Linked DNA regions of Homo sapiens: all the other regions are linked to region 3. The links are chromatin loops, found by intact Hi-C in ENCODE. Cell type or tissue: PC-3. All regions are shown on one strand. Links, peaks and the distances in the headings refer to the core of each region. The heading gives the core; the rest is flanking DNA. Region 1 overlaps MYLK4 (myosin light chain kinase family member 4). Region 2 has its middle 29 kb from the start of SERPINB9. Region 3 overlaps LOC124901241 (a long non-coding RNA gene). Region 4 holds the start of MIR4645 (microRNA 4645). Region 5 has its middle 8.6 kb from the start of SERPINB9.

Region 1 (4,823 bases), core at 451-4,450, 53 kb after region 3:
TGCCCATGTAAATTCTGAGTGTCCTTGACCAAATGCACAGATGAGTCAACTTATGTGTATGTTGTTTCAGCTTCTTAGAGTAATTAAAATTATGATAGTTTTATGCCATTTCTGTTGTTTTAATATGAGAAAAAGACCTTTATTTGCTCTCCCTGAAAGTTAGAACAACGTCGTCAAAAATACAAATGTGGCAAATCAAGTCTGTGTACCTAAGTAAGAGAATGGTTAGCATACTTGATAACAAAATTCCTAAATATAGATGCCCAAACTACGATCCTATCCACTTACCTAAAACATAATGGTTATAAAAGGCACATTTATCTATTAGTTTCCCAGATCTTTTTTTCACACACCACTATCATGATTTTTGCTATATTTACATGCTATCTTTATTCCTATTAATATTTTTCATATGAGTCATTTAAAACATTTTTAGCCAAAGCAAAAATAAAGTGAAATCATGGTTTTGATGTTTTATTTATAGATTTCTAATGCACAGTAACACACACATAAGTTTTAAAAACGGTTTGTTACTGTATGATCTAAAACCACCTAAAGTCTCTTGCAATGAAGTGGCCCAAAGTCAGTCTCTGGACATCCGACTCAGGAAGCTATTCCAGGTCTTTGCCCTGTGGTATTTGGCCCTTTCACTTATTTGTCATTTTCTGCCCACCACATGGTGACAACAACAAAGTCCACTTCCTTCAAGAGAGCAGACATGGAGAAGACTGATCGTAGGCAGCGTTTAGTATAGAAAATGAGGAACAGGTAAAGTTTATGTAGGATTTCTTATGTGCCCAGCACCATGTCTCTACGATGTCATTCCTGAGTTCCTACCAGAAAGCAGAGCCCAAGCATGCGTGAGGGTGGCTTGTTTTGTGAACTGACTCCAGGGAATAGGTGTGGGGGCTGGAGGAGTATGAAACAGGGAAGGAAAGAAGCCCCAACAAGGTTGAGTTGCCAAACTGGCTACTTCAGACAGGATGACCTCAGAGCCACCTGCCCATAGGACTGAAGCAGGCAATTGGCACTGATTCCCCGGGCGCCATCTCCACCATCGGGGGTCTTGTGGAGTGACTATCCCCCTGGCATTTTCAGTTGCATATGCATAAATGCCAGTTCCCAAGAAGGTCCCGCAGCAATGCCAGAGAACCCTGGGAAGAAGGCGTAATGCAGTGGCCTGAGGTGAAGCACTTTCAGACTAGACCTCTATGGAGCTGGTTGCCACAGTACTGGCTGGAGCAGAGGTGGGGGAGAGCATGCGCGGAGGACAAGGAGAGGTGCACCTATTCTGATGCCTTTAAAGTCTCACTGTCAGCCATGAGGTAGGTACTATTTCCTCCACTTTACAGTGGAGACCCAGGAAGGCTCACTGACCTGCCCAAAACCCACATGCAAAAGAGCTGGGCTTTGAACCCCATGGTGGGCACCTAGCTTGCACTCTATGCCACCATGAAGGATTGTCCTGCTATACCCAACTTCGTGCTTCACAGTTAAACATCCTGTTCAAGCTGAATCACTGGGGTCAGGAGATGCAGCTTCCAGTCCTGGCCCTGCCCTCCCAGTGGAGTTCTTTAAGTTCTTTACACAACAGTATATGCAGGTCAGTTTCTGCAGCCCCCTCTACTGCACAGGGTTGCTCTTAGGGCCAAATAAAGTACCATGCATGTGTGAAAGTTCTTTGTAAAATGTAAAATGCTGTATGTTAGTACTGCTATCAGTACATTTCTCTTATGTGCTTAAGTATATTTAGGCCCTAGGTCTTCTTAAATATGGAGATACAACCTGTACAGTGCCTCCTGGCATTTTGTATTAATTGTAATGATTTTTTAAAACCTCATTTGCCATTTTTAATGGGGAAAAGTATCTGATTTGCCAGTCCATTGAGGGTGATAGTATGCTATGTGCTCAATTGGATACCAGTATAAACATAATCCATGACTCATGGCTGCCTCCACTTGGGGTTTCAGATGCACACAGGTTGTCATGGCGTTTCCATAGTGAATGGGACACTGAAGGCTGTGCTCTGACCCACAGGTTGTAACTCAAAGATTAGGGACCTTAATGCGTAGGAACTTCGGGGGTCAGCTCATTCAAACCCTTCTCTGAAGAGAAACTGAAAGTCCGGGAAAAGTCAGATGGACTCACCCAAGATTCCTTAGTGTCTCAGCTTTCCTTTAAATATTTATGCCTAGATTCTGTATTAATTTACTCAGCAAATCATTACTGAGCCACCACTGCACAAAAGACACTGTGTTGGTTCTGGTCAGGCTCTCCAGTAGTGATCTGCCTGCCTTGGCCTCCCAAAGTGTTGGGATTCCAGGTGTGAGCCACTGTGCCTGGCCGAAGTTGGTAGAATTCTTATCTCTACCTTTTAGGTGAGCAAACTGAGGCTTAGTGAGGTCAGGAATTGGCTCAAAGTTATGAAGCTATATACCATCTGATCTTTGAATGCATTCGCTTGCCCAACATATGAAACAGGTGCTTGGGTCTCTTTGTAGAAATTTTAACTGAATTCAAAATATTTATCAACTATTAACAATCCCAATAGAGTGGGACATATTTTACAATGGATAAACTTACATTAACATATCATTATCACTCAGAGTCCATGGTTCACATTAGGGTTCACTCTTGTTGCTGCACATTCTGTGGGTTTGGACAAATATATAATAACATGTATCTACTGTTATAGTAACCTAAAAATTAAAAAGTGTCAAGATGAAACATTATTTGAAAACAAGCGCTATCAGTGATGAATTTTCTAAGGACAGTTTTTTGCCACATGATCTGAAGTATGTTTTAATGATTGTTGCTTTGGTTGGTTGGTTGATTTCTTTAAGCAACTACAGCCAGCCTAGATAGATGAAAACGTCCACTTTCTTTACCACCACAAATTGAGGTTCTTCTCTGCAACTGCAAGGTGACAGTGACCTCCAGTGGGGAAAAGCTGCAAAAGTTACTGCGGCAATGCAGTGAAGTCCCAGCATTTTAAGCTAATCCTAATTGTTGGAACGAATGTCAGGCCACTCTCAGCTCTCTGTTCGTAGACACAGAAGCTGCTAGGAAAGACTACACTGGAACTAATGATTCCCTCATGCATATAGAATAAGGCTGGAAGATTATAAACTAAATGCAGTTTGCCAGCATGCTCTAAAATACTTTGTTTCATTAAACAATGTATTAAGATGTTTCCTATGCTCAGTACTCTGTTAGTCATAAGTCTTGACTACAGAGTGGAACTGACATTTCACTAAAGATAGATCAGGAAGGTGGGTAATCCAAAATTTATCCTGTTTAGCTTTTTATAGTGTCACCCACTTGCTAGTTTTGCAGGGTTGCCTACTCACATGTTTTGCCTAATAATGAGAAGTTATAATGTGACACATTCTTACTGTGCAATCTAGTTTCACATAAGACCACCAGCTGGAATTTCGTTTCTGCCTCTTGCTACTTCTATGACATCAAGGATATTATTTAGCCTCTCTCAAGTATTTCCTCATCTGGGGTTAATAACATTGACCACCCCCCCCCCACCCGCCCCCGGCACCCCACCCCCAGCAGAGTTGTTGTATAAAGCAGTTAACACACTGCTTGGCTTAGAGAAAAAAAAAAAAGCTACATGAACAAAACAATACACTCTTACTACTAATGTAGCTAAACTTTACACCATCTACCATTCTAGTAATTTATAGGGCATATTGTCTGTGACCCAATATCTTTCCTGCTCAGAGTCCTACAGATCTAGTTTCCTGAAGGACATTTTCTTCTTTCATGTCTTTCCACACTTAATTTCTTTCTGTGGGTGATGCTGTCAGGTTTCTCAGGCACTGGCCTGGGATCCTAGCATCTTGATGCCACATTGCCTGGAGCTATGGACTCCCCCTCCCTCCCTGTCATATTCTGTCAGATACCAAATTCTGCACATGATTTCTTGAAATGTATCTTACATCTCTCCTTTTCATTCCTACTGGTATGACTGCAGAATGTGTTCGTTCCTCCCCACCCCAACTGTCCTCTAAGGATGTGAACAGATGAGTTACCATCAGAGACTGAAGAAGGAGAATGGAACTTCATCCAGTCCAGCAAGAATAAGATGCCCATGTACTACCAAGGTCACAGGTGTGAAAATGCCTTGGAAAATCAAAAGCATTAAGCAAGGCATAATGGTAGGATCGTTTTATTGTTATTTTTTGTTATTTTCTGAGATGGCGTCTCGCTCTGTCGCCAGGCTGGAGTGCGGTGGCACGATCTCGGCTCACTGCAACCTCCGCCTCCCGGGTTCAAGCGATTCTCCTGCCTTTGCCTCCCGAGTAGCTGGGACTACAGGCGGGCGCCACCACGCGCAGCTAGTTTTTGTATTTCTGGTAGAGATGGGGTTTCACCATGTTGGCCAGGATGGTCTCGATCTCTTGACCTCGTGATCTGCCCACCTCGGCCTCCCAAAGTGCTGGGATTACAGGTGTATTATTTGATGTGCATAAGAACTTAGCAACATAGGCTTCGTAGAACATGAGAGAAGGCAGAGACTATTTTATTGGAGGAACGCAACTCAGTATGTCATGAGAGCCAGGTGATGGATGGCTACTTTACACCTGATGCAGACAGTGTACAAAGATTTATAAATTAGGAAATTACAGCAGTTACTAACAAAAGGGGCAGGAGAGATTCCTTTGGTGTCTTGTCCAGAACCTTTGTGTCTTAATATGTCAAATGCCAAACCACCAGACCTGACTTACCTAGCTGTTAGATACCACAGCAGAAGCTGTGTTTCCACCTTCCAGTTTCTGTCCTTTTCCCCTGAGAATTGCCACAGTCTGTTA
Region 2 (4,823 bases), core at 279-4,278, 140 kb before region 3:
ATTAGTTTCTCCTTTGGTTTTGTAGAACTTTGAATATCTTCCTGTTTGCAAACTTTGTTTTCTATGATTTCAAGTAGCTAAAAGCCTCCAAAATTACATTTTTGGGTGCTTCACTCTGAATATTTTGACTATTTCTAACTGATTTTGAACAAAATGCACCTGAAATTTAGAGGACTCAGTTCAAAGAAGGTTAGTAACATTACAGAGCATTTCGGCTGATTTAAAATCGTTCTCCAAAAGAGCACACACAACTACATTTCAATTGCTCATGGGCAGCAAAGATGAAAAGCAGGCACTGCCATCAATACATCATCAATATCATATCATATTTGTATTCATCAGCAGCTTCATCACAAATATTCTGTAGGAACTATATAAAGAAAATTCATACATTTTGATAACTACAAGATGCTATTTTGAACAGAAGAATATTGCGGCTTGATTAATAAAATTCAAAATGTGTGTTCATCTTAACCAACTCCAAGGTTGTGACTCATCAAATTTGATTTGTATGAAAACCTTCCCTGATGCACATTTTAACTAATTTTTTTTTGAGATGGAGTCTCACTCTGTTGCCCAGGCTTAACTACATTTTTAACAGCATTTATTCACAACATATTATATATTTTCCCTGTGGGAAAGGGAACTTCTAAAAGCTTATTTTTAATTCTATCCATGAATTAGATGAAAACCTTACACTGCTTTTTAATTTGAAACATCTGATGAAACTTACTTGAACAAAATGAAAGTTTTTCTTCTGCTAATGCAGCCAATGCTTCCATGTATTGCTTTACTTTTTGAAAATGACAGAAATTAACTTCAAATAGCAGTCATTTGATCAAATGAACAGCCTGCTTTACAAACTAATATATAAATATATCCTCTGCAATGCACTTGATAGATTATTATCTTTGGACAGAATTTTCTTTCTTTCTTTCTTTCTTTTTTTTTTTTTTTTTTTGGAGACTGAGTCTCACTCTGTCGCCCAGGCTGGAGTTCAGTGACGTTTATCTTGGCTCACTGCAACCTCCGCCTCCCAGGTTCAGGCGATTCTCCTGCCTCAGCCTCCAGAGTAGCTGAGACTATAGGCACCTGCCACCACACCTGGCTAATTTTTGTATTTTTAGTAGAGACAGAGTTTCACCATATTGGCCACGCTGGTCTCAAACCCTGACCTTGTGATCCACCTGCCTCGGCCTCCCAAGGTGCTGGGATTACAGGGGTGAGCCACCGTGCCCGGCCAGAATTTTCTTAAAATAAGTTCTAACTTTTGAAGGAGGTGCTAGTATTTCCTTATAGATTAGCATCTTATAGTTTTTACATGGTCAGAGATAGCACTATGGTGCCACTGGTGAGTGGTAAGCAGCAACATTTTGTGCACACTAAACATTCCACCTCTTGTGATATGAAAATTCAGTACTTAATTTTTGAGCTCACTGTTTGCTAAAAGGATTTATTGCAAAATTAAAGTATAGCCAAACAGGCTGGGTGCGGTGGCTCTTGCCTGTAATTCCAGCACTTTGGGAGGCCGAGGTAGGTGGATCACCTGAGGTCAGGAGCTCGAGACCAGCCTGGCCAACATGGCGAAACTGTGTCTCTACTAAAAATACAAAAAATTAGCCAGTTACGCTGGCGGGCGCCTGTAATCCCAGTGCTCAGGAAGCTGAGGCAGGAGAATCGCTTGAACCTGAGAGGCGGAGGTTGTGGTGAGCCGAGATGGTGCGACTGCATTCCAGCCTGAGTGACACAGTGAGACTCTGTCTCAAAATAATAAAATTAAGTAAAAAAGTATAGTCAAACAATAAAATAAATGGCTGTAGATTTTCCTATATAATGAATAACAAAACCACTGTAGCAAGAGAGTTTGGGCTTATATCTATAATAATTTATAGCCTCTATTTCCTCTATTTAAATATGCCTCTATTTTTATATAGCCTCTATTTAAATATGCCTAAATTATAGTTTAAACTGTGTACCTAAACTATACTTTTCCACGTTTCCAACTGACTGCCAAATGATGGCTTCTCAAAAGCCACAGCACGAGCCACATTACAACCCAGTGGCTGTCAGGGGAAAGCAGTCCCAAATAATTATCTCCACAGTACTAGAGTCCAGAAGGACGTAGCTGTCCCTAGCTGCTTGTGAACAAGGATTAAGTTGTTTTATCAGTGAGTGAGTTCCTTATGTCCTGTCCTTGAAGGGGGAGACTTCTGGAAAGGATCAGACTCACAAGTTGCCTGTCAGATTTAACCAAGATTAAAGTGAGCATCCTGCACCTGCTGAGTCACTTAGCAATTGATTGTCTCTTGGCTCTAGAGCCTCCTCTCATGTAACCCTGGAGTTGCTGTCACTTCCCTAGATGGCACAATGCTACGCTTCGTCACTAGAGGGTGCCAGTGAGACACTGCCAGGAAAGCCCGGTAGAAAGACACCTGTCGTTCCCAGTTCTGGTTCTCCTGTAACCACTCAGTGCAGGGTCCAGCAGCCCACACAGACCATCTCTAGCCTCATTCTCATGTTTTCTCCATGCAACAGCCATTTCTGCAGTCGCAACAGCTGCAACCTCAGGCAGCTGTGTCCCTACCTGGCCTTTTGCTTCTGCGGACGGCTCTGGCCTGCCACACCCTCTGGCAATGGCAGACAGCTCCTGGTGGCCCACTCTGACCCATGCACTCTGCCAGCAGCAGCTGCATGTTTCTGTGACAGCTGCATCCTCTTCAAAAAGATCTGAGTTTCAGCCCGAAGTGTGTGTGGGGTGGGGGTGCGGTAAAGGTCTCCTAACACTTTAGTCTTTCCTCATCCATTCTCACTGGGCCTGTGGGTAACAGCTGCCCCTTTTTCACATGCTGCGTCTGTGCCCCTTTTCCTAACAATCCTTTATATTCTCCTCTGTTCACATAGCTGATGTGGCTTTGTCTCCTGAGTGGACCCTGACAGGTGTAAGTGTAGTGGGAGCTCACAGTACAAAGTAAAGACCTGCCAACCCCCCTCCTGTAGCTGTTACTAACAACACTTCATTGAAAATGAAAAGCCTGTGACAAATGCTGACCCAGGCAGGACACCAAGGCAACAGGTATAACTGGGACTGTCCCAGACAAGCCATGCTGTATGGTCATCCTGCTGACATGCCATATTCCAAGAGGAGATGAGGATTAATATTTCCTATTTAATTTTCCTGTCTGCATTGCATGCAGTCAGAGCACCCCAACAAGGAATGGATACATTTAGAAGACAAACAGGCCTCCCTAACTGCCACCCAACTCCTTGTCATTTAATACTTCCAGGTAATACCCCTGGAATTAATAGGGTTTCTCATTCGACAAGGCACTAAGGAGACGCTAATGGCAGCTTCCAGGTGGGATCATGTCCGAAACACATGTTTCTCTCACAAGCTCCTTCAAACAGAAAAATCCGACAAACTAATTAATATGACGCTTTTCGAATTGAGGTCCACCGGGTTCCACACATTCCTGGGTCAGCAAGCATTCTCCAACATTTCTCTTCAGTGGCCTGCTTTCATTTGCTAATGATCTTTGAAAAGAGGGTTGGTTAATTTGATATTTACATTTTTTTTTCTTTTGGAATAGCAAGAATTCCAAATGTAATGACCTGTTCTGTGAAAAGTGGCGATTAGTGGAATACCTAGCAAATATTTTTGAAAAACTGTAATGGATTGCCTTTGTAGGTAAAGATGCATCTTATTGAAAGAGGGTGGAATGATCATTTTAAAACATCTATTTGAAAGTTTTTCTTTCCCTTGTTAAATGATGTTATTGCTACAAAATGATGTTAAAACTCATATACTTATTTTTAACACTTGGAAATGTAATTTTATAACCTTTAAAAAACTCTTCCAAGGGCTGGGCATGGTGGCTCAGGCCTGTAATCCCAGCACTTTGGGAGTCTGAGGGGGGCAGATTGCCTGAGCTGAGGAGTTCGAGACCAGCCTGGGCAACACAGAGAAACCCCGTCTCTACTAAAATACAAAAAATTAGCCCAGCGTGGCAGCATGTGCCTGTAATCCCAGCTACTTGAGAGGCTGAGGCAGGAGAATTGCTTGAACCTGGGAGGCGGACGTTGCAGTGAGCTGAGATCGTGCCATTGCACTCCAGCCTGGGCAACAGAGCGAGACTCCATCTCAAAACAAAAACAAAAACAAACAAAAAACTCTTCCAAAAAGAAGAGGTTTGGTTGGTTTCAAATAATTAAAAATATAAATATATAAAATCTTAAATATTATAATTAGACATAGATTGACAATCAAACATCAAGGCTTAGTAAGCTTTTATCAATGTTTTTATTTTATTTAAATCAACCCATATAATCCCAGTGCTTTGGGAGGCTGAGGTGGGAGGATTGCTTGAGTCCAGGAGTTTGAGCCCGAAGCGAGCTATTGTTAGGGAAGCGGGAGCCCAGGAGAGCCAGAATAACGCCATTTTAAGTTCAGCTTCATCTTGAGACTAATGAGGCACATTCTTTTCCAGTCACCACCCATGGTCATAAGATATTTACACTTAAGGAAACAGCTTAAAGACACCTGCAGGGACACAGTCCTACAGCAACAGAAAGTCAAGATGTCCCAATGCCCATAGCAATATATGCTTTCAAGATAATTATTGTTTGAGACTCAGTCTTGCTCTGTCGCCCAGGCTGGGGTGCAAGTGGTGTGATCTCAGCTCACTACAACCTCTGCCTCCTGGGTTTCAGCGATTCTCCTGCCTCAGCCTCCCTAGTAGCTGAGACTACAGGCGCGCATCACCACGCCCGGCTAATTTTTGTATTTTTTAGTAGAGACGGGGTTTCACCATCTTGGCCAGGCTGGT
Region 3 (4,823 bases), core at 334-4,333:
ACCCTGGCTTCCTCAGAGCCTACTGTGACTAGAGCACAACCAGTACAAGTGACAAGAGACCCGCCCCATGTGTGCACTTGCTACTCAAGCTTCTGACATTCACCATTCCCCACACTTGGGGAATCTCATACCAGAAAGTCTATTCTTGGCCCAACAGACTTTCTGTTCCACTGTACTTGTCTCAACTACCTGCAACAGTGAGGAGGCGATGAGACAGGTAGAGAATTTGCAGGCTACGGAGTGGAATTCGTATATTTTATTCCTCAGTAAGGAGCCAAATGAGTAAGAAGGCGTGTTTTCACCGGAAGCCACAAGCTAAAGCAAAATAGGCAAGAAGCATAAACGGACTTGCTCAAAAGCCTCTCTCTTTCCTCAGAGCCCAGCTAGCCCACGTGTGCCTTTGTGAGACAGAAAAAGACATCCTCTCCTCTGGATTTCTGCCTGCTCACTGTCGGCCCTCAGCCAGGCCCCCTGGGCCTTGCCCTGCCCACACAGCCACACAGCAGCCATGTTCCCCACCCATGCAGCAATTTCAAGTGTGGATGACAAACACCTGGAGAGAAGCAGCAGCTGGTGTCAGAAGGAATGACAGGGGAGGGGGACAAAGGAGGCAAGCCCAGGTGGCATGGAGACTCAGGACCTCCTTAAGGCCTCATAAGTCACTGAATGTGTTTAGAGCAAGGAAGAAAAGATAAATGACAGCTACAGGTAGAGAGGCAGGAGATGAGTCTGAAAAGAGCCTGTTTGCCACCAAAAACTTATTTCTAGGCTATTGATGGCAGGTCACATAGCACGGTGAAGTTGTTCTCAAAGTGTGGTCCGTGTGGACCAGCCCCGTTAGCACCACCTGAGAACTTATAGTTGGAAACACAAATTCTTAGGCCCCATTGAAGATGGACTGAATTAGAAATTCTGGGATTTTTAGCGAGTCCTCCAGGTGATTCTGATGCATGTAAGAACCTGGAGCCACTGGCAAGGTGGCCGGGCAGGGCCGGCTCTGGGGGTTTCCATCCTGCTGACTCTCAGGAAGTCACTTTGCCATCTTAAGTTGTGTGCGCCTTTTCTCCATGTAAAATAGACGTACTAACAGCACCGGCTTATATAGTCTTTTTGGAAATTGAGATCACATATGGAAAACATTTTGCATGGTGCCCAGCATATGGCAGGCAGGGAATACATGTTTGCAATTACTGCTGCCAGCCAAAATGAAGCAGCAAGTGTGCTTGGAAGACTGCAGGCCTCCGCAGTCCCCAAGTTCAGCCTGTCCCCTGAGCGAAGAAAATGAAAGAGATGCAGGCTGGCGTCCAGGGAGAGCCCAGAGGGAGAGAGCAGTGCCCGGTCCATAACCACCTAAGGCCCTGGAACACCACAATGGCTCAGAGCCCAGGTGAGCAATAGCACCTGGGGCTGCACAGCGCTGGGCTGGGAAGCTTAGCCTGAGGGCTCAGCGCAGGCTTTGAGAGGAAAGCGATGCTTGAACTGGGGTGGGGAGAATGAGTCATGGCAATACCCAGCATGTATGGACTGTGTGCCGGACATGACTTTGAGCAATGCCAGATTTGAATCATGTAATCTCCATTGTGATTAAGTAATATTTTGATACCCATTTTAAAGATGAGGGAAAAGAAAATAACCTTGACCAAGGTCACGGGGTGAGGTGGCTCAGATAGGATTTGAACCCGAGCAGACAGACTCCTGGACCCACGCACCTCACCAAGTGTGGTTGGCTAGCGAGCCGAAAGAACCCTGGAGGCAGGGTGCTGAAGGAGGGGAGAGTGGTGTGAGGCTCTCTGTTTCTCTTATTAAATCCAGTTCTAGGCCGGGCACGGTGGCTCATGCCTGTAATCCCAGCACTTTGGGAGGCTGAGGTGGGTGAATCACCTGAGGTCAGGAGTTCGAGACCAGCCTGACCAACATGGTGAAACCCTGTCTCTACTAAAAATACAAAAATGAGCTGGGCATGGTGGCAGGTGCCTGTAATTCCAGCTACTCGGGAGGCTGAGGCAGGAGAACTGCTTGAATCTGGGAGGCAGAGGTTGCAGTGAGCCGAGATTGCACCACTGCACTCTAGCCTGGGCGACAGAGTGAGACTCCATCTCAAAAATAAAATAAAATATAATAAATAAATCCAGCTACTAGGTGTCTGGTGTGTCCTACCCTCTGTGGATGGCACGGCTGGTGGGGTGCACCACCGGAAGGGTGCAGCTCCCTGGTGGTGGCTCCAACTCAACCATGAAAAGTCATACGCTAAGAGACTAATTCTGCATGTAAGAAATCATGTGAGGGGGTGAGAAACAGCAAGCTATAAACAGATGGTGTAGTCATACATACACACACACACACACACACACACACACACACTCATTGGAAAAAATTCCCAAAGGACATACACTAAAATGTTTACAGTGGTTATCACTGAGAAAAAATATTAAATGTTAAAGTTGATTTTTACTATCTTTTATCTGCTTTTTTTTTTTTTTGCATCTGCTCCTGTACCTATGTGCAATGATCATGTATTACTTTTGCAATCAGACAAATACATAAGCTCTACTTTAAAACTGTTTATTTATCTACCAGGTTAACGACAAATACTGAAACTCAGTCTTGGCCTGAACCTGGTGACCTGGAGCTGGTGGAAGGCCTGGTGAGAGACAGCTCAGACACTGGCTCACTCTTTCCTGGCTGAAGCCTGACTCCTGGTGGACAGAAACATCAGCGACAGACTTCTATTTTCAAACGTCTACATACACATCTTAGGGAAAGTTTATTTATCCCCTCATTTTGTCATTCAACAAATATGTACTGATCACATTCTACATGCCAAGCATGATGGGAATGTAAAAATAAATTTGAGATGACGTCTTTGAGGAAAACGGCTTCTCTCTACTTTCGTTCGCATTTTCTTGTGTTTCAATAGTAGGGTATAGTGTGGTAGTTTTCTTCATGTAAGTCCTACTCCTCAGTTACAATTCAGTTTCTTTCCAGGTTGCTACTGAGAATGGAATATTCTTCTTGGTGTCTTTTCTGATTACAGTAGTGGCCCGGAAGCTATGGATTTTCATGGGTTGTTTCCATGTGGCCACTTTACTGGACTGTTAGCTGTTCGGACTCTTCTTCTTGGCTCTCAAGGTATACAATCACACAGAAAGAATTTTGTTTCTCCTAAAATAGAGCAGTAGTAGTTCTCATTTCAGAGATCTGTGCACACTGGGTATTCTCCACCCTTCTCGCCTGGCTTTTTAACCAGGGAAACTTCTGGTTGGTCCTGCTAGTGGGAGGGACTGGCAGGAGATGAGGGCAAGAGAGAGAGGATTCAGACCATGCATTTCCTTCTCCTACCCCCAGGTTCCCTACTCAAGAGGTGCAGCAGCTGCTGAGTTCTTTGCCTCCACTCAGGGCCGCAGTTCCTGTCTGAAGGCTGCCGGCCACCTCCTGCTCTCCCAGGGCTCCCTGCCTGCTCCCACCCCTTGCCTCTCAGGCCTTGCCAGGGAATTGCTTCTCACCTTGTGTTGGTCCCCTGAACCTCCCCTATACCTCTCTAATACTTGTGATCCCTGATTAAAAGTTTCTCAGTGGCCTGAGGGGATCATCTGCATCCTCCCCGGAGCCTGACTGGCTTTAGAGCTTCAAAACATTTAGTTTTAAATGATTGGTTTTTATGAAGATTTGTTAACTCTATTAAAAATATTTACTTCTGTTTGGTTTCTGCTTAAGTTATAAATGCCTTTGTGGGCTCAAACTGCCTGGAACTGCATCTATGAATGTGTAGTAGTGCTTTCAAACTGTAGTCGCTACACAAAGGTTAATTCATCAAAAAGTAAGAGATCCATGGCATTTATATGAAAGTATAGGAAAATCATCCTTTCTAATATAACATCAGTATCAAAAGGCCGGTTCTCTCATTTGGAATTAATTGATAACATTGTCCAGGTTTGATGACTTGTATCTGGAAAAGATGAGTTAACATCCATTCTTGTTGTAACAATTGGAACAAATCTCTGCAAGTCACTATTCTTACTGTTCTTAAACTCAGGTTTGGCTGTTATGAGGGTGAACAAAACTACCAAATACACTTGGAACATAAGGAATAAATTGTGTTTGGTGGTTATGTTGCTTTTTCAGAATCAGTACATAACTTGTGATATTTATTTATTTACTTATTTATTATTATTTTTTAAGATGGAGTCTCACTCTGTCACCTAGCCTGGAGTGCAGTGGCGCGATCTCGGCTCACTGCAACCTCCACCTCCCAGGTTCAAGCGATTCTCCTGCCTCAGGCTCCTGAGTAGCTGAGATTACAGGTGTGCGCCACCACACCCAGCCAATTTTTATATACTTAATAGAAACGACGTTTCACCATGTTGCCCAGGCTGGTCTCAAACTCCTGATCTCAAGTGACCTGCCCGCCTCAGCCTCCCAAAGTGCTGGGATTACAGGTGTGTGCCACCGCACCTGGCCCATAACTTGTGGTATTTAAATGGCATCATATGGAAGGGCTGCCCCCAATTGTTGAATACTACTGTAAACAGGCAAGAGATGTGCCTCCCTCACCAGAAACTCTGACTCACTGCATTAGTTTTTCCCAGGGTTTAGCTAATGGTGTAAACTTTCAGTCATGCTCACTGTGGTATGTGAGAGGTATTCATTCAGGCAGTGAATATCTGCTTTAAAAACTTTAAAAATCTGCTTTCACAAAATAAGATTCTTTGAAACCAAAAAACAAGCATTTGCAAACTTTCAAGCTTGATTTTACAGTTACAGAAAGTTGGCTGCTCAGTGCCCCGCTGCTGGATACAGCAGAAAGTGTGCTGCAGGCTCTCCCC
Region 4 (4,823 bases), core at 506-4,505, 63 kb before region 3:
CGTTTTGAGGTGAAAGAAAATATCAAAGCCTCCTAGCATTTTGAAACTCCTCAAATATCAAGTGCAAAACTGCTGATGGGATCAAAGATGCCGGCTAAATTCTTGGCCAATAAGATAAGACTCTTTCCTGTCAACTGACAAGCAATACATGAATATGTGCAGGGTAGCTGATAATCTATGAAATTATCGGCTGGGTACAGTGGCTCACGCCTGTAATCTCAGCACTTTGGGAGGCCAAGGTGGGTGGATCACCTTAGGTCAGGAGTTCGAGACCAGCCTGGCCAACATGCTGAAACCCTGTCTCTACTAGAAATACAAAAATTAGCCAGGCATGGTGGCAGGCACCTGTAGTCCCAGATACTTGGGGAGGCTGAGGCAGGAGAATGGCTTGAACTCGGGAGGTGGAGCTTGCAGTGAGCCAAGATCGTGCCACTGCACTCCAGCCTGGGCAACAGGGTGAGACTCCATCTAAAAAAAAAAGAAAAAAAAGAAATTACCACCAATTACTAACTAGTAACTAATAAGTTACTTGAAATGAACTTGATCCTTGTCTTAAACCAGTGGTGGGGTACAGGAAACTTGAAGATTCTTGAGCTGCAGCCCTGTTTTGATTTGTAGTTTTTGTTGCAATATACACCTCTCTACTAGGCACAGGTGACACATGGGAGCTTGTGTCGACATGTGGGAGCCCTGTACAGGGTCCAGACCTTGAGGTGCCAGGCAGCAGAGCCTGTGGCTGGGAATGGGGGTGCGTGGGGCTTATCTTGGGCCTCACATAGGGCCTCAAAGTTAAAATGTTGAAATTATTTCCTAGTAATCTTACTATACTTAGAGTCACAGAGACAGATACACTGAAAAGACGGACAGAAATTACTTTAATGATAAAAGTTAAGCTCATGTTCCATGAAAGAAATGCCATAAGAATGTTTTCTAAATCCTATGCTTAACTTCGGAATAGCGCAATTAGATTGCATTGCATTTTTGAAAGATCACTTGTTAAATACAAAATTTTAAAACATACCACAATATTTGGCACTTCATTTTCTTTATTAAACAAGGAGACTCAGAAAATCATAGTGGCCTGGGCCCATGTGAACCTCTGTGAAAGCCTCCCACAGGGAGAGAGGACTGGGATGCCATGGTCCTAGGTGGGAATGGGGGGAGCAGTGTAGGCCTCGGTGCGGACCCAATGCTGGGGCCCTAAGGCTCTCTCCTCTTTTCTTCCAGGTGGAAAATGAGCTTATATATGAAGAAGTCAGCGAGTGGACAAAGCCAGGCGCAATGGATAGCAAAGATGTGGAAGTCTCCTCGATTCAAGTTACAAGAAAACCGCAGCATGGAGTCTGCTCTCAGCTGTTGGGGAATTACCGATGCCTTTGACTAAGTCAAGACTGACTTTTCCAGAATATCACCCAAGAGATAGAGCCGTCCCTGTCCAAGTTTGTGCGCTAGCCCTTCATGGAGGTCAGAGAGGAAGAAACAAAGGCAGCTGTGGCCTCGGCGGTCACAGTGTCAGAACGCACAAGCCCCATAAAGAGGTTTCACGCAGGCCACCCATCCCTTTTCATTCTCCAGCAGAACAGGACAGAGAGCGTTCTGTTCTGCGGAAGGTCTTCCACTCTACAAGGCAATCCCTCCAGCTGCTTTGCTGTATTGTGCTGTCTCCTGTCACACTATGAATGCAGTGACCTCAGCCAGCAACAGGGAGAACCCCCCTGCCTCCCGAACAAAGGACCTCACGTGAAATCCTGAGCTCAGAGCTTACAGATATGTGTGCGCTTTCACTTTACATCGGCCGTGACTTCCAAACAACTTCAGGAAACTTTAGGATCTCTGAGGTATACTGGAGATGACAGCAGCGTAGAATGTTCATTTGGATTTAGAACAGAAATGCTTATTTTATATTTGGCTGCTCCCAAACTGTCCCCAGACTTCCTCTCCAGTGGTTACCCTCCACTGCCCTGGATGTCCCACGTTTACACTCCACACTCACACCTCCACCTTAACAAAGTCCTCCACTGGGTCAAACCATACATCGCTTCGTCTCTGTAGTGATGACTTCCTGTCCTCTGCTCTGTGGATAAAGACCCCAGATAAAGATGCCTGTGTTGCTCAACTCTTGTAAATACTCTTGAGACATTTTGAAAGCAGAAGGAAAGGAGACAGACGGGGAAAATAAAAGGGATGGTCTGCTTGTGCGGAAACGTTTTGAGAATGCCCTTCCCTAAGAGAGAACAGTAAAAGTGAGCAATACTTCCTGAGCTGTGGGTTCATATGGCTGGACTGTGCTGTTTCTCACGGGAGAAGTTCTCGTCTCCCCTGCGTGTACATCCCTGTTTGCCAGCCTGGCCTTCGGTGTGGTGATATCATGGTGCACTCCCAGGAGGGAAGTGCTTGGTCAAGACTTCTGCTTGGGTTCGACTATCAGTTCTGGTTTCCTTTAAGGCACAGGATCTTCCCTTTAAGGCACAAACACCCCCTTGACACAAAGTAAGGGACAAGGGAACTTTAAACCATTTGGAAACCCAAGCACAATAGGCTGTAGGTTGTAAAAAGAAATTACAAAGGTAATTTTATCCAGAAGAGGGAGCAGTTTAACTTCTGCAGGGTAAGATTCAGATTCACTTTTGTAACTGAACAGGGAATTTTCTAAATATTTTGAAAATGCCGAAACATTTCCTGTTGGCATTTCACAGAAACGTTCAAAGTTCCCTAATGATAGTTTCCGCTGTGCTCACTCCGGAGGCTGCTAAGCAACCTCAGTAATTAGCTCGATTGAGGAAACGAAACTGTGGGGGACTCAGTTTCCATGATAGGGAAACCAGGCAAGAAATATTGTCTCCTCAAGTTGCGACGAGACAGTAGTTCTTGCCTGGTTTCTCTATCATGGAGTCTTGGTTGGACTCTGCTATGCGTCTCTTGATGAAATGTGATACTAGCAATTGAACAATTAAGAAAATGGATGGCGGGGGGTGGAGCGGTTTGTCACTACTGGAGTTGCAGAGGCTCAGTGGGGGAACCTGAGAAACACTGCGTCCCCCAGGTCATCACCGCGTCAGCACTGATGAGTCATGTTGATGGCATGGACCCTGAATATGACACAATGAGATGTCACTTTACCTCTGTGGCCTTTCCCAGAAAAAACCATAACCCCAGTCTAACCATGAGAAAAATATAAGACAATGGTGCAGGCAGGGCATTTCAGGAGAGGGTCAGGTAAAGGGGAGGGGGTCCCAGGAGAGGGTCAGGGGAGGGGACTTCAGGAGAGGGACAGGGAGAGGGGAGGGGGCTCCAGGAGAGGGTCAGGGAAAGGGGAGGGGGTCCCAGGAGAGGGTCAGGGAAAGGGGAGGGGGGTCCCAGGTGAGGGTCAGGGGAGGGGACTTCAGGAGAGGGACAGGGAGAGGGGAGGGGGCTCCAGGAGAGGGTCAGGGAAAGGGGAGGGGACTTCAGGTGAGGGTCAGGGAAAGGCGAGGGGGTCCCAGGACAGGGTCAGGGGAGGGGACTTCAGGAGAGGGACAGGGAGGGGGGAGGGGGGCTCCAGGAGAGGGTCAGGGATAGGGGAGGGGGGTCCCAGGAGAGGATCAGGGGAAGGGGTGGGGCTTCAGGAGAGGGTCTGAGAACACACAGGCAGGCAACACCTTAAAATCCCATCTCAGTCAGCAATGACTCCTCATAGGGCCACCACGAGCTTAAATGTCACTTAAATGTCCCTATTTGCCAGCCTGGACTTCGGTGTGGTGATATCATGGTGCATTCCCAGGAGGGAAGTGCTTGGTCAAGACTTCTGCTTGGGTTCGACTGTCGGTTCTGGTTTCACATGCACTGTGTGAACACGCTTCATACAGAGGGTCAGCACCGCACTGTGTGAACATGCTTCATGCAGAGAGCCTGTACTGCACCAGGTGAACACACTTCATACAGAGAGTCAGCACCGCACCGTGTGAACATGCTTCATACAGAGAGTCAGCACCGCACTGTGTGAACACGCTTCATACAGAGAGTCAGCACCGCACCGTGTGAACACACTTCATACAGAGAGTCAGTACTGCACCGTGTGAACATGCTTCATACAGAAGATCAGCACCTCACTGTGTGAACACACTTCATACAGAAGGTCAGCAATGCACCGTGTGAACACACTTCATACAGAGAGTCAGCACTGCACTGTGTGAACATGCTTCATACAGAAGATCAGCACCTCACTGCGTGAACATGTGTTATACAGAGAGTCAGCACCGCACCGCGTGAACATCCTTCATACAGGTCAGCACTGCACCATGTGAACACACTTCAAACAGAGAGTCAGTACTGCACCATGTGAACATGCTTCATACAGAAGATCAGCACCTCACTCTGTGAACATGTGTCATACAGAAGGTCAGCACTGCACTGTGTGAACACGCTTCATACAGAAGGTCAGCACCGCATTGTGTGAACATGTGTCATACAGAGAGTCAGCACCGCACCGTGTGAACACGCTTCATACAGAGGGTCAGCACCGCATTGTGTGAACATGCTTCATACATGAGGTCAGCACCTCATTGTGTGAACACACTTCATACAGAGTCAGCACTGCACTACGTGAACATGCTTCATACAGAGGGTCAGCACCTCACTGTGTGAACATGTGTCATACAGAGAGTCAGCACTGCACCGTGTGAACATGCTTCATACAGAGGGTCGGGTCAGCACCGCACTGTGTGAACATGCTTCATGCAGAGAGTCTGTCCTGCACCAGGTGAACACGCTTCATACAGAGAGTCAGCACCGCACCGTGTGAACACGCTTCATACAGAGGGTCAGCACCGCACTGTGTGAACACA
Region 5 (4,823 bases), core at 362-4,361, 120 kb before region 3:
TCCCAAGGCTCCGGGGAGAATCTGCTTCCTGGCCTTTTCCAGCTCCTAGAGGCCGCCTGTGTTCCATGGCTTGTGGCTCCGCATCACCCTGACCTCTGCCTCTGTCCTCACGTCTCCTCTGGCTGTGGCCCTCCTCCCTCTCTCATGAGGACCTGTGATCACACTGAGCCCACCCAGATGATCTATAAGAATGATTTGTGATCCTAATGTCTAAAAATGGAGTGGCTTGTGTTATGTGTGTAAACCAAAAATAAAATTCTAAGCCCTCAGTCCTCTATATGGACCCGTCCTCTCGGTAAAGGCCCAAAGCTAACTTGCAAACTAGTTCAGGCCATGATGGGAAGGGGAGCCGGACATGCCTCATTATGCAGTCTTCCGTTTTGGAATTACTGATAGAGCAGACTCTTTAAGTCTGATAAGAAACATTTACGGTTTATTATGTCTCACACCTGCTACCTGGAGGCTTCACCTGCATGATAAAAGCTTGGTGTCCACAACCCCTTATCATCATCCAGACATTCCTTTCTATTGATTCAGAAAACCTCTGGGTTTGCCTATGACCTGGAAGCCCCTGCTTCCAGTTGTCCTGCCTTTCCAAACCAAAGTACATCTTACACGTATTGATTGATGTCTCATGTCTCCCTAAAATGTATAAAACCAAGCTGTGTCCTGACCTTGGGCACCTGTTCTCAGGACCTCCTGAGGCCGTGTCATCGGCATGCCCTTAACCTTGGCAAAATAAACCTCTAAATTGATCCAGACTTGCCTCAGATACTTTTTGGTTTTCAAGTGGCATGAAGCCCACAGTGAAGTTGTTTACTCCTTAAAGTGGTAAGCGTATGTGTACTAGACTGAGCCTGAGCTCATAGTAAAGTTGTTTTTCTTTAAGGCGATAAACATATGTATAAGAGATGAGATTACATTTGCTGTGGCATGTACCACTTGAGACCCAAAAGGAACCGATAGAAAATGGAGCCAAAAGGTGGCTGAGATGATGATGACGGACACACCTGGGGAAAACCATAAAACCAGCAAGGAACTGACACTGTCAGAGGCACCTTGAGAATTCCTGCCTGTAGGAGACATCACACTCTGGGGACTGTTGTGGGGTGGGGGGAGGGGGGAGGGATAGCATTAGGAGATATACTTAATGTTAAATGACGAGTTACTGGGTGCAGCACACCAACATGGCACATGTATACATATGTAACTAACCTGCATGTTGTGCACATGTACCCTAAAACTTATAATAGAAAAAAAAAAGTGCCTCCTCCCGGTGAGACGGGCTGCCCAGAGGCTCTGTGTGAGAGGAGTGTCTGCTGTGCTGGCCTCCTCAGCCACAGCCTGGGTTTGCCATTCCGCTCATTACTGCCTTTAGTAATTGTATCATGTCATTCCCATCACTCACAGGAAAAGAAACAATGAAAAAAATAATTGTATTGTGAATGTTTGCTCGATTGATTGGGTATGTGTGAGTCTCTGGCAATAAACCATATTTAAGCATTGCAAATTGGCTACCGGGTCATTGGGAAACCTGGCTTTGATCTGAGCACACAGGCCAGAAGAACCTGATTACAATAACATTTAAAATGAACATAATACCAGATAACCAGCACGTCTCCCATCTCAAGATTCTTAACTAGAGGGACCACATCGGCAAAATCTCTTTTGCCATGTAAGACAGTCACTGGTTTTGGGGATTAGGAGGTAAGACATCTTTGGCAAGGGGCATTATTCTGCTGGCTACACCCCAGTGTTCACTGACTGGGGACTGACGACTAGGTGGCCATAGAGGGCTTGGTTGATGTGCTTCTGATCCAGACCTTCCCTGGTGGATGAATTCAGGTGCAGATGGCACTTTTTTTTTTTTTTTTTTTTTTTTTTTGGAGACAGTCTCACTCTTTCACCCAGGCTGGAGTGCAGTGGTGCAATCTCGGCTCACTGCAACCTGCACCTCCTGGATTCAAGTGATTCTCCTGCCTTAGCGTCCTGAGTAGCTGGGATTACAGGTGTGTGCCACCACGCCTGGCTAATTTTTTGTATTTTTAGTAGAGACAGGATTTCACCATGTTGGCCAGGCTGGTCTCGAACTCCTGACCTCAAGTGATCCACCCGCCTCAGCCTCCCAAAGTGCTGGGATTACAGACGTGAGCCACTGCGCCCTGCCCAGATGGCACTTTTGCCAGCAGTTTATTAAGGAGGAGGGTGATGAGAGCAACTCATGAAATATGTTTTTCTTGCCCCTGAGCATCTCCTCTGCCATGGCCATGGTGCTCATAGGGACAGGTGGAAATGTACCTATCACATGGGGAGAATGATGGCATGTTTTTCTCCTGTGCTTCCACAGAGGGGCCTTTTCATACCTTCACATCAGCCGGTAAAAGCTGGGGTGGCCTGTAGGTGGCAGGAAGGACCTCATGATAGCACATGGCAGAAATGGATAGAAAGGTGAACTGTGCAGGATGGGGAATCTCCTGTAGTGTTTGTGGGAGAAATCAAGTGATGAAGTTATTTTCTCTAGACAAAAGCATCCATAAATCACAGCAAAATTGCATCTTTGATAAGGTAAAGCTACAATTCTATTCCACAAAAAGACAATTTCAATTTTTTGTTTTAAACTTTTGCTAAATGTGTTTAAAATAGAATTGCAGCTGTAAATGAACCTTCCATAAAATGGGTTATTTTTAGTGGATGATAATGAATACGTGAAAAAAGAAAAAAACACAAATGAGAATGTATATCTTCTGGAGCTTAGAGGGCAAATATATTCTGACTGCCCCAAAATGGATGATGGGAACCATATGTACAAATGAGGTAGTGGGCACTGCTTTAGGGAAGCAGTCCTTAACCTTTCTGAGTCTCAGGTTTCTTTGATGATCTGGGGAAGTGTCTCGGCGTGTTACCACCTGTGCAATGTTGTGCAAGTCACATTAGTGGTGTCTGGCTGACCTCTCGAACTGCATCCACAGACCTCAGCTGAAGATCCCCCTGCAGCTGTTTCTTCCAGCTTCTGGTGGAAGGGCCGGTGATAGAGGAACAACCTTAATTTTCACTGTGGCTTGACATTTAAATCACAGTGTTACCTGGAGAACTTCTGTAAAATTACTGGTGAAACATTTTCAGTTTTATGTCTGCTCTTTCTTGTGTTCCCTGGGGCCAGGTTAGATTTAAACCTGAAGACTCATTTTTTTTTTTTTTCTGTTCTGTTTTCCTCCTGTTATCAAGGCTTCCTAGCATGAATAAATCTGCCAGACCCATGGTTCTCACCTAGGGGGCAACTGTGCCCCGGCCTGGAGGACATTTGGCAATGTCTGGAGACATTTTTGGTTATCATCATTGAGGGGTAGGTGTGCCTGGCATGGAGGGGGTGGAGGCCAGGGATGCTGCTGAATGTCCTGCACTGCACAGGACAGCACCCAGTGCAAAGAATGATCTGGCTTCACACATCAGCAATACGTCAGTTGAGAAACCCTGCGCTAGACAATTAAAGCATTTCGTTATAGGACCCTACCTAATTTTTTGTGTAGAGATTCATTTGGAGGTCCCTCTTTAGGGGAAGTAAGAGGGCAATGTTCGAAGTTGGCATTGCTGTTTAATATTACCAGGCACTTTGTTTAAACAAAGATAACGACGTTCACCAAGACTTCCAGTCACTTCCCATTGAAGTGAATATATCTTAGAATCGCTGACAGACTTTGGAGAAAAAAACACGTTTTAGTAAGTAGTACTCAGAATCAATGAAAAGGAAAATAAAAGAGGAACTACAGAAGAGTAGAGAATACACACAATTCTGCTGCCATCACATGTACTTAGAATTGCACTTGTGTAATTATAATTTTTATTTATTATTTTTTTTTTGAGACAGAATCTCAGTCTGTTGCCCAGGCTGGAGTGCAGTGGTGCGATCTTGGCTCACTGCAACCTCCATTTCCTGGGTTCAAGCCATTCTCCTGCCTCAGCCTCCTGAGTAGCTGGGATTACAGGCGCATGCCACCACGCCTGGCTAATTTTTGTATTTTTAGTAGACATGGGGTTTCACCATATTGGCCAGGCTGGTCTTGAACTCCTGACCTCAAGTGATCCACCTGCCTTGGCCTCCCAAAGTGTTAGGATTACAGGTGTGAGCCACTGGGCCTGGTCTAATTTTAATCTTTAATATTGCTTCTAAATTACATCTCCCTTGTTTATTTTTTGATAACCCTCTTCTGATGTCAATTTCAATATGTCCATTCTCCTGCGCCCAAATCTGCGTCTCCTCCTTAAACCCCGTCTTCCAGCATGCAGCACAAGGCTCAGCCATCAGGGCCTCCTCCCCCATCTCACCTCTGGGTGCTGGACTGGTTTCCTCTCAAGGCCTCTTACATTCGCCCCCTTTCTGAGTCATCCCTGCTACTGCCTGGCTTCACAATCCCCCTTTAGCTTCTACACTACCATCTTAACTGCCTTTTAAGCACTCTCTCCAAGCACAGCCTGAAACCTCCCTCTGTCTCATAAACCCCCATTACTGACAGAATAGTTTTTGTAAATAAAAAATCTGTTCATTAAACTGAGGCTTTAAATGTGAGTAGCTTTTATTTACTTAAACGTGTACTCACAGTCCAGAAAAACCCTTCCATAATGCAATACATGAGGCTCAAACAAATTCTACCAGGTTGAAGGGGTGGGTCGCCCCTCCACACCTGTGGGTGTTTCTCGTTAGGTGGAACGAGAGACTTGGAAAAGAAAAAGACACGGAGACAAAGTATAGAGAAAGAAATAAGGGCACCCAGGGGACCAGCATTCAGCATATGGAGGATCCCGCCGGCTTCTGAGTTCCCTTTGTA

The links. Hi-C counts contacts between places; a loop is a spot of excess contacts. Peaks named below come from ENCODE experiments on the same cell type or tissue, not always from the same donor. Only the 100,000 strongest peaks of a DNase experiment are listed, where the experiment ranks them.
Region 1: a loop joins it to region 3, with 6 times the contacts of the local background. A loop is called at or near these places in 6 of 110 quality-filtered maps.
Region 2: it touches region 3 in a loop (12-fold over the local background); 82 of 110 quality-filtered maps call a loop at or near these places.
Region 4: a loop joins it to region 3, with 14 times the contacts of the local background. A loop is called at or near these places in 82 of 110 quality-filtered maps.
Region 5: a loop joins it to region 3, with 17 times the contacts of the local background. A loop is called at or near these places in 33 of 110 quality-filtered maps.

What each region holds. Positions count from the first base shown.
Region 1 is chr6:2,736,694-2,741,516 of GRCh38, reverse strand. All of the region lies in intron 2 of MYLK4 (myosin light chain kinase family member 4), which reads left to right. Among named protein-coding and RNA genes, the nearest start is that of MYLK4, 12 kb to the left of the region's middle. In PC-3, for the core only: a CTCF peak has its summit at 2,943 (motif pointing left); a DNase peak (open chromatin) is centred at 2,926.
Region 2 is chr6:2,929,926-2,934,748 of GRCh38, reverse strand. No RefSeq gene overlaps it. Among named protein-coding and RNA genes, the nearest start is that of SERPINB9, 29 kb to the right of the region's middle. In PC-3, for the core only: a CTCF peak has its summit at 2,380 (motif pointing right); a DNase peak (open chromatin) is centred at 2,358; H3K27ac peaks cover 295 bases.
Region 3 is chr6:2,789,241-2,794,063 of GRCh38, reverse strand. LOC124901241 (a long non-coding RNA gene) reads left to right here. Exons shown (of 3, transcript XR_007059408.1): 3 at 2,578-2,873. Among named protein-coding and RNA genes, the nearest start is that of WRNIP1, 26 kb to the right of the region's middle. RefSeq lists a silencer at 2,535-2,829 and an enhancer at 2,535-2,829. In PC-3, for the core only: a CTCF peak has its summit at 2,716 (motif pointing left); a DNase peak (open chromatin) is centred at 2,703; H3K27ac peaks cover 4,000 bases.
Region 4 is chr6:2,852,095-2,856,917 of GRCh38, reverse strand. MIR4645 (microRNA 4645) reads left to right here and starts at 2,811; the gene lies at 2,811-2,887. It also overlaps the pseudogene SERPINB9P1. RefSeq lists enhancers at 1,525-1,654, 1,715-1,774, 2,351-3,091, 4,387-4,576. In PC-3, for the core only: a CTCF peak has its summit at 2,572 (motif pointing right); a DNase peak (open chromatin) is centred at 3,047; H3K4me3 peaks cover 1,193 bases; H3K27ac peaks cover 4,000 bases.
Region 5 is chr6:2,909,461-2,914,283 of GRCh38, reverse strand. No RefSeq gene overlaps it. Among named protein-coding and RNA genes, the nearest start is that of SERPINB9, 8.6 kb to the right of the region's middle. In PC-3, for the core only: a CTCF peak has its summit at 2,400 (motif pointing right); a DNase peak (open chromatin) is centred at 2,393.